Regions from separate parts of the Mus musculus genome. Here region 2 is linked to region 1. Evidence: chromatin loops called from intact Hi-C (ENCODE). Cell type or tissue: left cerebral cortex. All regions are shown on one strand. Each heading gives the region's core, and the rest is flanking DNA. Links, peaks and the distances in the headings are about the cores only. Region 1 has its middle 100 kb from the start of Fam114a2. Region 2 overlaps Gria1 (glutamate receptor, ionotropic, AMPA1 (alpha 1)).

The links. A loop is a pair of places that touch in the nucleus more often than their neighbours do. Peaks named below come from ENCODE experiments on the same cell type or tissue, not always from the same donor. Only the 100,000 strongest peaks of a DNase experiment are listed, where the experiment ranks them.
Region 2: it touches region 1 in a loop (5-fold over the local background); 2 of 42 quality-filtered maps call a loop at or near these places.

Annotation. Positions count from the first base shown.
Region 1 is chr11:57,409,732-57,418,063 of GRCm38, forward strand. No RefSeq gene overlaps it. Among named protein-coding and RNA genes, the nearest start is that of Fam114a2, 100 kb to the right of the region's middle. In left cerebral cortex, for the core only: no CTCF peak of the experiment used is centred there; DNase peaks (open chromatin) are centred at 604, 2,799, 3,248, 3,667 and 1 more place; H3K27ac peaks cover 1,373 bases.
Region 2 is chr11:57,314,847-57,323,178 of GRCm38, forward strand. Gria1 (glutamate receptor, ionotropic, AMPA1 (alpha 1)) reads left to right here. Exons shown (of 16, transcript NM_001113325.2): 15 at 2,820-2,954. Among named protein-coding and RNA genes, the nearest start is that of Fam114a2, 200 kb to the right of the region's middle. In left cerebral cortex, for the core only: a CTCF peak has its summit at 1,363; a DNase peak (open chromatin) is centred at 4,727; H3K27ac peaks cover 231 bases.

The DNA of each region.
Region 1 (8,332 bases), core at 137-8,136:
CCACCACACATATCTTCTCAGATGGCCCTCTCAATATCTCTGCAAGATGAACAAGATCATCAGCCCCATTGTATGGATTAGAAAACCGAGGCCTAGGGGACAATGGTAACTAGAATTGAGAAACTGCCTAGATGAAGTGAATACTCATGAATATGAGAGCATACATAAATGGGGGCAAGGATAACAGCATGCCTGCCATAGCAGCAGAAATGTGGGGTGACACTGAAGGGCATGGCTCTCAGTCTTGGACTTAGAAGCTTCTTATGGCAGAGGGCACAGGCTAACACACAGGCTCCCAGCTGCTTAGGGCTGAGAGTGAGGGAATGTGTGTGCTGAGCCAGGGGCAGGACATCTTCATCTCCAGAGGCTCAGGGAACATGCCAGAAGAGGAATGAGAAAGACTGTAAGAAGCAGAGACAGGAGGAATGCCGGGAGGTGCTGTCTTCTGTACAGGACACACTGCTGCACAGGAACCCACAGCAGCTGTGACAATCTATACAAGACCCACGTAAGATCCTGCCAGTGGAAAATTCTTTCTAACATGGGTGGGAAATGGGTTGCTAAGGCCCACTGAGGCACTGCTGGCAGTTGTGAGTTCTGGAGGAGGGAGAGTCTCTTCTCTTAAAGGGGGGGTGTCTCAGTCAGGGTTTCTATTCCTGGACAAAACATCATGACCAAGAAGCAAGTTGGGGAGGAAAGGATTTATTCAGCTTACATTTCCACATTGCTGTTCATCACTGAAAGAAGTCAGGACTGCAACTCAAGCAGGTCAGGGAGCAGAAGATGATGCAGAGGCCATGGAAGAATGTTCTTCACTGGCTTGCTCTGTCTGCTCTCTTATAGAACCCAAGACTACCAGCCCAGAGATGGTCCCACCCATAAGGGGCCTTTCCCCCTTGCTCACTAATTGAGAAAATGCCCCACAGCTGGATCTCATGGAGGCATTTCCTCAACTCAAGCTCCTTTCTATGTGATAACTCCAGCCTGTGTCAAGTTGACACAAAACTAGCCAGTACAGGGGGGCCACTAGTGGACTATCCATAGATAACCTTATACCCATGTGCATATGAGGAGCACCAACTAGACACAGAAATGAAGGACATGAAGTTGGAAGGGGAGAACATTAAGGAGGACTGAGGGTGTATCCATATGATCAAGATACATTGAATCATGTATAAAAGTTTCAAATGATAAATATCTTTAAATATGTATTTATTTTATTTATTAAATATTAATTTACTATTATATTAATATTATATTACTTTATATAACTATAATATAATATATTTATGTAATTACATTATATATAATTAAATTATAATATATGATAATTACAGCATATTGTACTATAATATTAACAAGTTAATATTATAGTTAATAAAATATTTATTTATTAAATATTAAATAAATAACTAATTTAAATAAAATATCTTTAATAAGATTGTGTTTGTCCCTAGAAAGAGCTGTTGTTGAAACTATACTCACTCCTGTCTCAGCCTAGAAAATACACAAGATGTCGGTACACTGTTGCCCTGAAAATGTCATTAGCCAACGGTTTACTGTGGTCTGGGGACTTGTCCACAGACTTTATAGAAATGGAAATCATAACATTTAATCCTTGCAGCCACCCTACACGGCAGAAGCTGCCACTTCCCAGCTGATCAGCCCGTGCCCAGAGAGTTAAGATGGTGCAGAAGCTCACACAGCTAACAAGTCTGGGTCTGCTTGTCACAGCGAACTCCCTTACTCTGCAACACGCCAACTCCAGAGACCCAGTGGGAAGGGGTGAGCATCCACTGGGTCAAACCCTAGTGTCTTATCCTTATTTGTGCTGCCATGATAAATACCCTAACAGAAAAGCAACTAAAGGGTCAAACAAAGCATTTGGGGGGAGGGGTTTACTTTAGCTCACAAAGTAGGTTACAGCCCATAGCTATGGGAAAGTCATGGTGACAGGAGCTCAAGACAGCTCATCATAGTACATCCACCGTCAAGACCAGAGAGAGATGGATACATGCGTGCTTACTTACTTGCTTGTGCTCACCTTAACTTCTCTGCTCTTAGTTCAGGAGCCCCTGACTTGGGAATGGTGCTGCCCATAATGGGCAAATGTTATGGTAGCCGGCAGTCAGTGTTAGGAGGAAAAGGCAAGCAGGGAAGGGCAACAGTGCATTAGAGGATGGCCAGCAAAGAGCTTGCTGAGAAGGTGACAGTGAGTGATATCCCAAAGTGGATGCTGATGCAAGGCGAAAAGATGCCTAGGAAATTAGCCTAGGGTAAGTACTTCTGCATATGCCCTATGTTGGGAACAATTCTGAGTGGGGCACACATGGGATGGAGAAGATGGGAGATTGGATCAGAGGGCCACAGAGGTAACAGGAGCCCTGTCAGCCATTGTCAGTAACTATGGGATTCAAGTATTGAGAGTTTAGCAGAGTCACAACACCTGATATAGTTGAGTTCCAAGACATTTCTGTCTGCACTTTAGACAAGAGACTCACGGGCAGGTATGCAGACGAGACCGGCTGGGTGGTGAGATCCTGTTCTGTCCCAAGGCTCTTCAATTCACTCCTTCATGAGTTTTCAATTAATCTCAATTTCGATCTCGAAACTGAGATGTCCCTGTGGTTTCATGCTTCTTGCATAAGCTTGAGGGCCTGTGTTTGGATCCCCAGAACCCAAATTAAAAGAAAGGTGTATGTCACACTCTTACAACCCCTGAACGTGGAGGGGGAAGGGGGTGCAGACAGATTTCCCAGATCTCACCTGGCCAGTGAGCTCCAGGCTCAGTGACACAAGGTGACTGAGAAAGACATCCTGACATTGGCCTCTGGTCTCCACACTCACCTACATGGATGAATACACATACATACATACATACATACATACATACATACATACATACATACATACACGGGCACACACATACACACACATACACATACACACACACACACACACACACACACACACACACACACACACACACACACACACACACACACAAATCTCAGGCTATGGCCTATTGCAGGGGCTTGCAGTGTGATTTGCTCCAAGTCCCCCAGCGAGTCAGGTACTAAATTTCATCTTGAGTCTAGTGTGCTTTCATTCCACACCCAGCATTAGAATAAATCCATTCTGGCCTCCACTTCTGCCCAGTTGCCTTCCTCTGCAGGCTCAGATGACAGCCCCTGGGCCACCGCAGTGGCAGGCCTGGGTATAAATACCCTTGTATGTCAGTTCCCAGCAGACAGATGGCACATCCCACACACCATGGGGAAGAGCATCAGAAAGAAAAAACCCTGGAGCTTAGTCCTCGCAGGACTCCATGCCTCTGGAACAGCTTGCATCATGGGAAGAGAGGGCAGGGGGTCTCGGAACAGAACTGGTTATTTATCCAGCTCTTCTTGATGCCCAGCACAATATTAGATGCCATTTGGGAAAGGAGAGAAATAACAGTTTCTGTTGTCAAGGAGATTACAATCCAATGGGGGGAAACACACCTGTAGGTGGAAAAGACAATAACGAGCAATCAGGAGATGAAGTGGTCCCACGCAGGCAATGTCAGGGGTTCAGGGCTCAGGGAACTCAGAGAGAGATGAGGAGATTAAAGATGTTTTCAAGGAGGGGAGGAAGAAGCTCAAGAAAGAAACCTGAATGCTTTCTAAGAGCAGCCTTCAAACGCCCCCATTGTCTATGCATTTATGCATGTGATGGTTTGAATGAGAAGTGCCCTCTATAGGCTCATGTGTTTGAACACTTGGTCCCCAGCTGGTAGCACTGTTTGGGGAGGTTATGGAACCTTAAGGAGGCAGAACCTCGCCGGAGGAAGTGTATCACTGGGGGTGGGCTTTAAGGACTTATAGCTTGGACCCACTTCCTGTTCCTCCTTCTCTGCTTCCTATGTATGGATGAAAATATGATCAGCCACCTTCCTGTTTCTGTAACTATACTATGCCTTCCCTACCATGCTGGACTCTAAACATGAGCCAAAATAATTTTTTTTTCTCCACAGGTTGCTTTGGCCATGGTATTTTATCACAGCAACAGTAGCTGTCTCAGCAAATCCAGCACTGCCAGTAGCCTGTGGCATGCCACAGCCTTACCGCATCTGTTACTTTCCCATGATTGTCTGTCTCTTTCTCCCAATATTTCCTACCAAAGGGGTATTTTTTGTCCTTAGAACAGGTATCTGGAAACACGAAAATCCTGAGCCAGAGTGACCAGAGGGACAGGAGACAGCAAGAATGAGCTACTCAGGAAGTTGGGGAAGGTGCTAGAGAAAAGGGGTAGCCAGGGCTGACTCTTGAAAGGAATTGGGAAATCAGAGGCGGTTGTGCTAGCTGAACTGAGAAGGCCAGAGACAACTTGAAAGATAGGAAAGGTGGGCTCAGCTCCTGGGGGCACGGAGGTTCAGGCCCCTGGGCCAAGGAGCTTGAACTTGATATGACAACCAACTCAGTGTCCATACACAAAGTCCAGGCAAGAACAAGAAAGACTCAAGTCTATAATGGTCTTTTGTTATTTTTGTTACTATAACAAGATACTTGAGGCAAGGTTGTTTGTTTTAGAGAGATTTTTTTTCCCTCACCACTCTGTAATAACAAGGACACAGTTGAAAAGCCTGAGGCAGGAGCCTAACTCCCATCTGGTTTTCTGAACACAAAAGAACAGCTCTTAGCCTGAAAGGAATAAGAGATAATTTGTTCTTGAACCAAATAGGAGTGACCACACTCAGGGAACACAGACCCGAGTTTGCCCCAAATGCTACATTCTAACATAGTAACTGTTTGATGAAGTTCTTATAGAACAGAACAAAGAAAGTCATGAAAAGTCATAAATCAAAACACTTTTCAAATGCTTTGGAGGGATCATCTGGTGGACGGGCTACAGCAAAGCAGGAAAGCGATAGCGGATGCTATTAGATAGCCTTTTGGTTGGTGTTACCTAGTGGCCGCAAAGATGTTCGCTCACCTGCAAAGGTGAGCAAAAAGTGGCTCTTGGTTAGAGATGTGGCTAGATAATTAGGCCGTGGACTTGCAACATTCCAATCTTTACACATCACTGAAGTTCTCCTCAGTTAATCATCATGCCGGATCTCCATCGGTACAGCCACCCACATACAACCAGTCCAGAGCCCAGCCTGCATCTCCATCCCCCACCGCACTGGCAGCCTTTCTGTTTCCCTGGACCGGATTATTCTAAGCAGCCTCTGAGGCCCCACAGGACTGAACCTAGCGTTATCTCCTGCACACAGTGGCTGCCTTGTTAAAAGGCAATCAGTAGAGCTGACATTAATAAATGTTAACACCCTCAATGTGGAGTCAGGCAATTAAAATCCCTCCTCAGGACCTCTGAGACCAGCCTGTGGAAAACCCACCCACTGCCTTAATAAGCTCGGGTCATCACAGAACAAATAGAAAACAGGGAGAGAGGACAAACATTAAAACTACTGACCAGGACTGTGACAACCTCCAAGATCTGTCCCACACTGCCATCCCCCTTCTGAAGATACCACCAAAACAAGAAGCAAGGTCCTCAGGCAAGACTGCCGGGCCTGAGAAGTCCTCTGGACTTGCGGTGTTCAGTGCAGGGTCAGGGACATTCTCAGGGGCAGCTTGCTGCAGGCTCCAACTCCTCTGCTCCTGGATTTAGAGCATGGGCGATCGGCAAGTACAAAGGAGCTGCTTTTATGCTGGTGCAGAAGCCTCTGGAAGCTCAGCACGCTGTCTCAGTTATACCTTCCCTTCCTTATTCTTCTGTATATTTACTGAGTGTGTGTGTGTGTGTGTGTGTGTGTGTGTGTGTGTGTGTGTGTGTGTGTGTGTGTCAGCACAAGCCACGGTACATGGGTAGAAGGCAGAAGGCACTTTCCAGAGGCTGTTCTCCCCTTGTACCTGCCACTGGGCTTTAGGCTCTGAACTTGGGCTGTCAGGCTTAGCGACAAATAACTAAACCACTGAGCTATCCCGACGACCTCTTTTCTCTCTTTCCTTTTTCCTTTCTTTTTTTTTCCTTTCTTTGCAAAATACTAGGTAGCTCAGAGTGGCTACAACGTAGCTATCCTCCTGCCTTAGTTTTCATCTTCCTGAAGTCTAGATTAGAGGCAGAACCTTTGACTATCACCTGTTCTAATCCTTCCACAGAGACTTAAGGAAGGGCACTAGGTCCACCCAGGGTCTCTCTGTGAGCTAAGTGATGGAGGACTGATTTGCTGAAGAGTTAGTGAGTGTGTGAGCCCACCACGGAGCCCTCCTGTGTCTGGTAAGGCCAGCCGTTGGGGGCCCTGGCATTCAGACGGCCTTCCTTGGCACTTTCTCACCACAGATGTGCACATAAATAGATAAATGCATGTAAAAGACTTGAATCTTTCTGGCCGTGACGTAAAATGGGGTCCAGCCTCCAGCGCCACCTCGGAAGAGCTGTGGTGTCTTCAAATTGCAAGGAGGCTTGGCTCACGAATGTGTTCACCTTATAGGCCACGGGCAGTCACGGGCTTGATGCAGCGGTGCTGGGAGAGCCACTGATGCCTTACACAGAGAGAGTCCTGTAACTACCTGATGTGAGGGCCTGTGTGACACAATCACAAAAGCCAAGAGGACGGCCTTGTCACCTTCCCCATATGCTCTATGGAAAACTAAAGGTCATTTCTCCACAGAATAGCTCGGCTGGAAGCATCAGGTTCACTAGGGAAGCCTGTTAATGAGGAAGACCCTCACCTTCCTCTCCCACCTTCTGAAGCAGGGGAATCAGGAGACAGATCCGCATCTGCATTCCCAGCCGATTGTAAGTGACTTTGATGTGTAATTAATAAGGATACCAAGGAAAACTAGACAACCCTCTGATTTGAAAAAACGACAGTTGAAGAAAGGAAAGGACTCAATTTTAAATTGCACAAGAAGAATTACCTGACATGTTAGTTCCTATTGCTGTGTAACAAATTGCCACCAGCTAGTGAGCTGGCTCACAATGACACAGACATTAATTCTGACCTAATTCTGGGGGGCAGAAGTCTGGGTGCATATGGGCTCTCTCTGACCAGCGTCTCATGGGTAGAAACGCAAGCTCAAGTGCCCTACAGAATCTCATTCCGTCCATGGGTAGAAGGAAGTTCTTCTTTTTCTTCTAGTTTTCTTATTACAAATTGTGACAGAATACCAGACCGAAGCAAGTTTAAAAAGGAAAGGTTTACTGGGGCTTCCAGGTATGAGGTAATGGCTCTCATGATGGGGCAGGAACACACAGCAGCAAGAGAATTAGCAATGGTTACATTGTGTCCACAGTTACAAGCTTCTCCTCCTCTTTTCTTTCAGTCCAGTACTCTGTGGGATGCTGCCATCCACGGGTAACATGGCTCTTCCTACTCAGGTAAACCATTCTGGAAACACCCTTCTCTCAGGTGGTTCTAAATCCAGCCAAGTTTACAACAGGATCAAACATCAAAGGGACAGATAACATCACGGCCACTTTGAAAAACATCCACGTGAAAAATGGCTGTTACAGAAGCTTTCTGAAATCCATACATACACACACACACACACACACACACACACACACACACACACACACACACATACACATATACATATATGAAAACACTTCAAATGAAGCTATTCTATGTCCAAGGGACATACTCCAACTGGACACCAAATACCAGCAGATTAAAAAACTCCAGTTCCAGGAAGGGGAACCTCTTTTTGAGTTATTGGCTGGTGAGTCCCACAAACCCTATGGACATTATAAGTTACCCTTCATAACTTGACAGAAAGATTCTATTGTTAAAGACACCACATTACTTGGCTCACAAAATATGCAGAAACCCAAGTGGGTACTGACCAGGAGGCTTAATAGCTACTGGCTAGCTTTCAGAGAACTAGGAAGTGCTATGCATGCAACCAGAGGAGAAAAGCAATCTTCAATCTCAACTATCTAGGAACCCTACAAGCTACAATATTGACTGACCAGACAAGATCTGCCCACTGGTATAACAGTGGCAAGACTATTATGGGACTAACCAACTACTTTCTAACTGGATTTAAGGCCAGCTCCATGAGAAGGAATCCATACCTGACACTGTTAAAGGGGCTAAATAGGTCATAGGCCCTAGGGCTGAACCTACTACTGGTCGTCTACTAAATAGACAGCATTAAAACAATCCCTAATGGTTTATTGCTACACCCATAGATTAATCTATTTCTCAGCCTTCATCAGAGAAGATTCTTCTTACAGTAGATTAATACAGAGACCTGCAACTTGTCAAGGTCAGAGAAAGAGACTTTGACATGCTCTGCCCTAAAGGGGACACCTATATCACACTCCTCCCCTTGAGGAT
Region 2 (8,332 bases), core at 12-8,011, 95 kb before region 1:
AAAATCAGAAGGTGGAGACAAGCCTAGGCTACACACTCAGTTCAAAGACAGCTTAGGCTATATCAAATTTGTTTGCCTGTCTCAAGCAAACAAATATAAATGAAGGGTAATCAGGTGTTAACTCACACCTTTAATTCCAGTGCTCAGGAGGCAGAAGCAGGCAGATCTCTATGAGTTTAAAGCTAGCCTGGTCTACACAGCATATTTCATAACAACCAGGACTGTACCGAGAGAAACCCTATCTGGAAAAACCAGATAGATAGATAGATAGATAGATAGATAGATAGATAGATAGATAGATAGATAGATAGATAGATAGATAGATAGATAGATAGACACATAGACACATAGACACATAGACAGATACACACATACATACATACATACATACATACATACATACATACATACATACATACATACATATATAGATAGATAGATACATAGATACATAGATACATAGGACAGATAGACAGACAGATAGATAATCATGGCCTGGGGTTCAATCTCTAATTCCAGTGAAGAAAGAAGAGTAAGGAGGAAAGCTCTCTAATCCAGAAACAACCATATGCCCAGTGACTGGACCCTCTTCTCTCTATAGTTACACAGAACACACTCTTCCCTCACTTCCACACAAAGATCTAACCCTACCTGTCTCACAGATATACCCTAAGTGGTGGCCAGGGAGTCAGATACAGTTACAGTACAAAGTTAATAGTAACAAAAGAGTGCACCCACCATTCCCTTATCCTTGAATACCTCTCCAGCCAAATCAAGCTTGGGGAGACTATGAAGAATAAGCTAGCCTAACTTATGGACAGTGTAAGCTGTACTTAAGCTTTTGAAAGATGAGTGAGCTTGCAAAGTTGGCAACCTCCTGCCTTCTTTCCCAGTTCGCCCTCATTGACTCTCTCTGAGCATCACTCTTATCTAGTCCCTGCTATCTGGTGATGCTCTAAGATGTCTCCCCAACACACCCAACCTCGGCCCTGTTCAGAAAGGAGAGTTTTATAGGAATTTCTCTTAAGTAGTTCTATAAACTACACACCTTCTGGACAACAAGCAGGGATATATGCTGAGCGTTCTGAGAGTCACGCAAGTGGAAATTCGCATGTTCTACCAGTTCCTGAACCACGTGTTGGACCCATTTTTCACAGTTCTCTTCTCAGGCCATTATCCCAAACAGGAAAAAGGTTGTTCCCTTGAATAATCATTTCCACTGCCTAGAGAGCCAGGCTAAGCATTGCCAAAAGTCACCTCTTTGCAAGAATCATCTGTCATAGACTCACAAAAAGCCTCTCCTGGGATTGCTGTAGATAATCCCATGGCTTTGCTGGCTGGGGCTCTCTCCAGGGTAGAGAGGCAAGCCAGCTGCAGTTCCCACGTTCAACCACCAAGGACCCTATACACTGCATCAAGTAGAAAGGGGGCAAAGGTTTGGAGATAAGAAATCCCTTTCCACATGCCCAGATCCTTTTGGGTGGATATCAGAACAGCAACTAGGACCAAGCACTCTATCATTCATTGCTCATCTGGACCCCCACCTGAAAAGCAACACACAGAAGGGTAAAGGTCACGCATCCTACCCCATGCCACCAATCAGCCATCAATGCCAAGTACCAGTGCAAGCTGAGAGATGCCTTTCACTTTGATTTAATGAAACATTCTCACATGAGAAAACGACAGAAAAGAAGGTGTTAGGAGCCGTCATAACAACTGGGGAGGAGCGTTCTTCCGAGACTTAAAAGGCATTCTTCGCCTTTGTCAAGCATTAGGTGGAATGGTGGCCTCACTTCCTCCAACACTACCTTCCACCGTGAACAGCAATTTGGGCTAGTGTTCTCACTACCTGAAATGGGGTTCTCCTTCGTTCCCCTCACTTTTAAAGCTCACAGGATGTGACAGGACTCTGGGACAGTCTCCCACACCAGTTCTATTCACTGGCTTCACAAGAAGGGTTCAACTCCCTCCTGCTGAACAGCAATACTCTTCCCTAGGCTTCTGGGAATTTCAGCACCCTTCTTTGCGGCTCAGCATCCCTGAAACCAGCAGAGTATCTTTTACTACAGGCAACTGAGATTTCTAAATTCAGCCACCCTGGTCTACCTATAGGCAATCTTAGCAAGCACTTCCAATAGAAAAAATAAATAAACGACACCGATTAAGCATAATTATTAGGATTAAATCGAGCCATTACTCTAGCGCAATGCCTTTCTGACACTATAAGCCCCCCTCCCAGGTTTTCCCCTTCAATTGGGACTGAGAGCAGTCATTAAAGGTTCGCATCCCTCTGCCTTTATTATGTGTTTGAGAGCTGTCTTATTAAATTGAAATCAAATGCACATCTAGGGGAAAGTTCACTTTAATACCAACTCCCAGCAAAACACTCAGAGACATGCACAATGATGGAGGCTGACGTGTTGCCAAGCAACAGAGGAGATGAGGCAGACACGGAGCTAAAGGGAAGGGTCTCCTGAAAGAATTAGTTAAGCTCAAGGGTTCAGATCTTACCAGATCTGGCCTGAATTTTTGTGGTATCTCCTGTCCCAGAGAAGACATTAAAGAAGGAAGTGGTGTAATTAAAAGTTCAACACAATCACAGAGGATTTAAATATACACAAACACACATGCATTCCCCTCTCCCCTGGGGAATGTTGCCAACATGCGGCCAATGAATACAAGCAATTTCCATCTATGAACGCTGAGGAGGGTGTGGGGTTGCGTGTATGTGTGTTAATTTGCTGCTGCCTCGATGGCCTCAAGCCTCTTGACTCACTTTCCTCTTTCCCCTCCCCTCCTTTCCCACCTCCTTCTCTTAGGACAAGACCAGTGCTCTGAGCCTGAGCAATGTGGCAGGCGTGTTCTACATCCTGATTGGAGGGCTGGGATTGGCCATGCTGGTTGCCTTAATCGAGTTCTGCTACAAATCCCGTAGCGAGTCGAAGCGGATGAAGGTGGCATCGTCTTCCCGGATCTTTTCCCTACCCTGTTCTCGCTGGCACAGCTGGGTTCCCTAAGAGGTTTTTTTGCTCCAAAGAAGTAGAAAGGGAGCAGTTAGGATCATTCAGGAAGTAGAGAGGCATGAGGAAGAAACTGCAAGGGACATCGGGATCTAAAAGAAAGGGAAGGGATGGCCGTGTCTGGCAAATACTGTGCCCAAAACAGCAAATGAGTCTTTCTGAAGGCAGGTCCGAGAGGTTCAGGGTTCAACCAGCGCAGTGAGAGTCTGATTTTTCTGAAGTTACATTCAATCGAGCAGCTGCCCAGATGAGGGAAGGCATGCCTACCCAGTTCTTGTGCCTATCTTGCTATGCTTGGTGAACTGGGTCCGTGTTTAGCTTCTGTATTATGGAGTGACCCTGGCAGAGAGCATCATTCACAGAGAAAGGTAACCAGATTAAGTTCAATAACCCCAAACCACATTGAACACAGCAGAAGGCAGCAGAAGCAGAGAAGAATTAGAGAGGGTTGAGAAGCTGCCAGGACAAATATGAAAACCTGTTAGGCAAGAGGCAAGCAGACTCATCTTAAGGAGTCCCAAAGAATACAACAGCAGCAATGGCTGGAATCAAAAGAAAGGAGATATGAATACAATGCACAAAACCCACTTTTCTAACAGGAGCACATGGACTATCCCAGTGAATAGGGAGCTCACCATCACTGGTGCTGTGTGAGAAAGGACAAGTGTTCCTTAGCAAAGATGTAGATGAGAGCATCGCAGGGAAGCTGGGCTGTCAGCATCCCAGCCCCTGGATTGCATCATTAGCCCTAGTGAGACTTGTATGGAAGTCAGTCATGTGAAAAGCGGCATAAGGAAGCAGAGAACTTAGGTCCCCTCTGTGACCTTCGTATCTTCAAATCTCAACAGGAAATGGATAAGGGAAAGTGCCCAGGGCTAAGGAAATGGCTCACATGGTAAAGTGCCTGCCACAAAGGCATGAGGACTTAAGTTTAGAGTCTCTGTGCCCACTTAAAAAAGAGGAAGAAAGCGGGGACCCCTGAAGTTCACTAGCCAACCAGCCTACCCACATCTATGAGCTATAGGTTCAGTGAGAGACTCTGTATGAAAAAAAGTAAGGTGAAGAACAGTTGAGGAAGACCCCCAATGTCAACCTCTGACCTAAATGCGCTCACGCACACACACATACATATACCACACACACATACATTCACATACATATACCACACACACACATGCACACATACAAACAATACACATACACACACATAAAGAAAGAAAAGACTGATTCAGATGGTAAAGACTATAGGAACATAGAAAAAGGTGGATTGGAGAGGGCTTATGGGAAACAGCAGAAATTAAGAACGTTATGTGGTCATTATGGGCTTCACACCAGTGAGTGTCTTGGCCTGGGCGCTCTCTTTGGCTTGACTAGATGAGTAAGATTTTGTTCCCTGGGGTTTGCTGTCCTATAATGTGTCCTAAAGGTTCACTTGTCAATATTCAATTTCTTCTGAGCAGGAACATAAGCAATCCTGCATCACTGGCATAGGTTCTGCCCAGCCTCTCCCTCACCTTGGCCTGTGTACATCCTGTGTATACCCTGGGTCAGTCCTGGGGAGGACATCTTTAGTCAGTCCCTTGCTTGGAAACTCAATGTTCAGTTCTGTATGAAATGGGTGAGGGGAGGAAAAAAAGGACTTTGCATCCATCCTAGTATTGAGACTTTCTGTCCTGGCACTCAGCATTCTCACGTCATGGTTCCAGCTGCCTCTCTGCTGGCAATCTGCTTCCCTCCTCCCACCATGTTCCAGCCCCAGTGTGTTCTGTGCAAGCTGATCCCTCACCCCTTCTTCTATCTCATGAGGTCCATTTTAAAAGCCGTTCTTCCACAATACGGTAAGAGGAACAATAAAAGTCTGGAAGTATGGTAAATTTGTCTAGAGGACCTCAGAACATCTTGCTCTCCTCTTGACCAGCTCTCCCACCTTCACATTCTGTTGGGGGGAAAAAAAACAAAAGCAGATCACAGCACAGTCATTGACTTTATACTTAAACCCTCCCTTGAACTTGGTGGGATATGGCCAGCACCCCTAAGCCAGCCCGAAGCAGAGCTTTCTTTGCCAATTCCATCCAGAACATAAATTTACAGATTGTCCTTCCTTACCATCCAAAGAGAGGAAAGGGCTGTTCAATCAGCAAAGTGGGTCCCAGGCCAGAAGCTAAGCTAGCTATGCTCTTTGGAACCCTCTACTCCTTTGCCAAGGACCAGAGACCCAGAGCTGGTGCTGGTCAGCTCTCGAAAGCTCCTCTCATGGCACCCCAGGACAGTATGTCCTGTGGATATCAAGGAGTGAAGAGCCTGGCAAGAGTCCATTCATTCTGTTTCTTAACTCTCTCACCTTAGACAGCTTTAATTACACTCTGGTCCTTTGATTTTTAGTATTTTAAAAATGATGACAGTGGTCGTATATACTTCATAAATTTGTAGTGAGGATATGAAATAATAGATTAAAGGATTGGCAGGAGACCCTCATCCCAGTATGCTCTCAATAAATAATAACAGCAGTGAGTGCTAGCATTCATGAAATTGGCCTTATTAGCAGACAGCTACAGCTTCCTTCAAGCTTCCTTTTATTAATATTTCCTTATTAACATGTGATTTTATTAATCACATTACCAGAATGTTTTGAGTCATGCAGACCACGAGTCCTTAAAGAACAGGCTATGGGTATAGGGCACGTATTTTTCGTCAAGTTAATATAGAATTGTCCACAGAAGAGAAGGTCTACTGGAGCAAGAGAGGAAGCGTGCAGAGAGTGGCATATGGTTAAGCAATGCAAACTGCCCAGTCTGGAGCCCTGTTCCCAAGGTGGTCTTGATCCCATCTATGTTTTCTTATCAACTATGGTGTGGTTTGGTTTCCACCAAGGAGAAAACTACCTGAACATACAACACCACCTCTAGGTTTATAGTGATTTCTACTAAACCAGGTATCTGAACAGAGGCTGGGATTCTCTTTGAACTGAGACAGTGTTGACCGGCCCCATGGAAGGGACATTGCTGTCTTAGATGACAAGGTTTCTTTGAAGAGGCTGTTGCATCATGGTACGATGACTGAGAGACATTCTCACAACTCCCTTTACAGTGTTGTTATTAAAGTTCTCAGAAGACACCAAGGACCCCCAGAAGCACTAACCTAAGACTGTCCAGCACAGTCCCCAGTAATCAGTTCCATCCACCATCATGACTTCTGCACAAAACAACAGCACTCCTAATAGAATTTTCCATCTTTCCACTTCAACGGAGATACTTTCTTTACTCATCTAGCTGGCCCTTCATTTCTGAAGCTCCATCAATTCCTCCCTTATCTAGAAGAGATAAGTGGAATGCACTCCAACCACTCCTCAGGCTTCGTAATGAGCTGCTTGATTCTCCCAAAAGCAATTATCTCTTTTTAGAAGCACAGCCTACGGCTCTACTCAGGGATGCAGACAGAGGTAACATGGGCCTTTGGAAAGACCTTCCATCCTATGTCTTTCCCTGACCACAGTGTTTACCCCTTGTTAAAGTCAGAAACCACTAAACCAGCTCAGGCTTAGCCCCCAAGTCTCAGCCATTCAAAGAGACCTTTCTCTAGTTACCATGTGAGGGGAGAGGAAGAAGAGGAAAACTAAGCACAAAAGGAGGGACAGAGGTGAAGGCAAGGAGAGAGGACAAATGGGGGGGGGAGGAGGCTGAGAACTTTCAAATCAAGGTGTTAGCTCCTCATTTTCATTAGCCAGTTAATATATTCTTGAGGATCTGCAGGCTAATAAGAAGTGAGGCTAGAAGAAGTAAAGGAGCTTGATCCCACAGGCCTCATAAGCCAGGAGCTAGAAGGACTGGGATTAGACAGTAAACAAAGTCTCCACAAAGCCCAGGCTCTTAGTGTTAGCAAAAATGCTTCTAAACTGCCCGATTTCTCTTTTTTCAGTGATTGATAATTTTTCTTTTGAGCACTTGCTTTAAGTCCCTCAAGTGCCAGTCATTGTGCTGGTCACAAAGATAAACAAAATGCATCTCCACACTCAGTCTGTGTCATTGAGGCAAGCACAGAATCTCAACTGAGTCTCCTTGAGACTCTTCACCCTTTGATGTGTTGGGAACAGAACATACGTGTCACTGGGGAAGCAGGACAATGCTCAGCAGAGGAGATGCAACTAGGAACAACCCAGACACAGTGGTATTTAGCTAGGTTGAAGCAAGGAACGAACTAGCCAAAACCAGAGAGTTGCCAGCAAAGGATGCCCAGAGTCAGAGACTCAAACACTAGAACTCTTGCCTAGAAGTGTCCAGAAATCAGTAAGGCTTGGACATAGAAATACTGGATGGGCAGTATAGGAGCTGAGGACTCAAACAAAGACTTCAGGTAGCCCACAGCATCGTAATATAACTTAAGCTGTCATGAAGCAAAACATCACCTAGGGCACATTTTTAATTGAGTAGAGCTCTAGAACATCTGCACTTCACCTCTTCCAGGGAAAACAGAATAGCATCTTTGTCCTTGTTGATATTAACTAAAATAGAGATCTTGATTGTTTTTGACCTTGCTCCCAGGGGAAATTAATCCCCAGCCCCCCCTCAACTCCCCGGAGAGCAGCTGACCTTTCAAACTTGTATGTGAAAAAGCCAACACATGGTATGCTGAAGCCACATCAGATTCGAGTCTGTACACTTGCCTAGACTTAATGAGCAGCAAATGGCTTAACACTGAGGAAGCATCCTCTATGGTTGGTGCACAGCCACTTCTTTGCACACACAATGAATGGGGTCATTAGTGAAACCTGAGCTTTCATTAGGATATTCTCTGACATCCAGAAGCTGGGCAGAGCTCTCCTAGCAAACCAAATGACCGGGAAACAGAACATGGTCACCATTGCAGAACTGGGTATCAGAAGAATACACTAGGGGACTTTGCAACTAGACCTCTCACTCATTCTTCTTCCCCCGATCCTGTTTCAGAAAATCTCTAAGGACGTGTTTAAAAACGACTGCTATAGTTGGGAGGGAACAACAGAGAGCCGCCTCTTAAAGGCAAGGGCAGGCATTATATTAGTGGTTTTCAGTTAGCTTTAGGAGGGTACAAGAACAATATTTAATAGGTCATCTACTCTGTCACTGCCTCAGATAACTGTTGTCTTAAACAAGTCAATCATGTGTACATGTCAGGCTCTGTTTAAAATGATCGAGGACAGTAGATAAGCTCAACTTTGATTCCAGTTTAGAATCACCCCAGAAGCTTTGAAAGTTAGATTCCCAGTCTATTCACTCAGTATTAGTTTAGTAGAACTCAGACATCAATGGTTTTATTTTTCCCAAAGAACAGTGCAT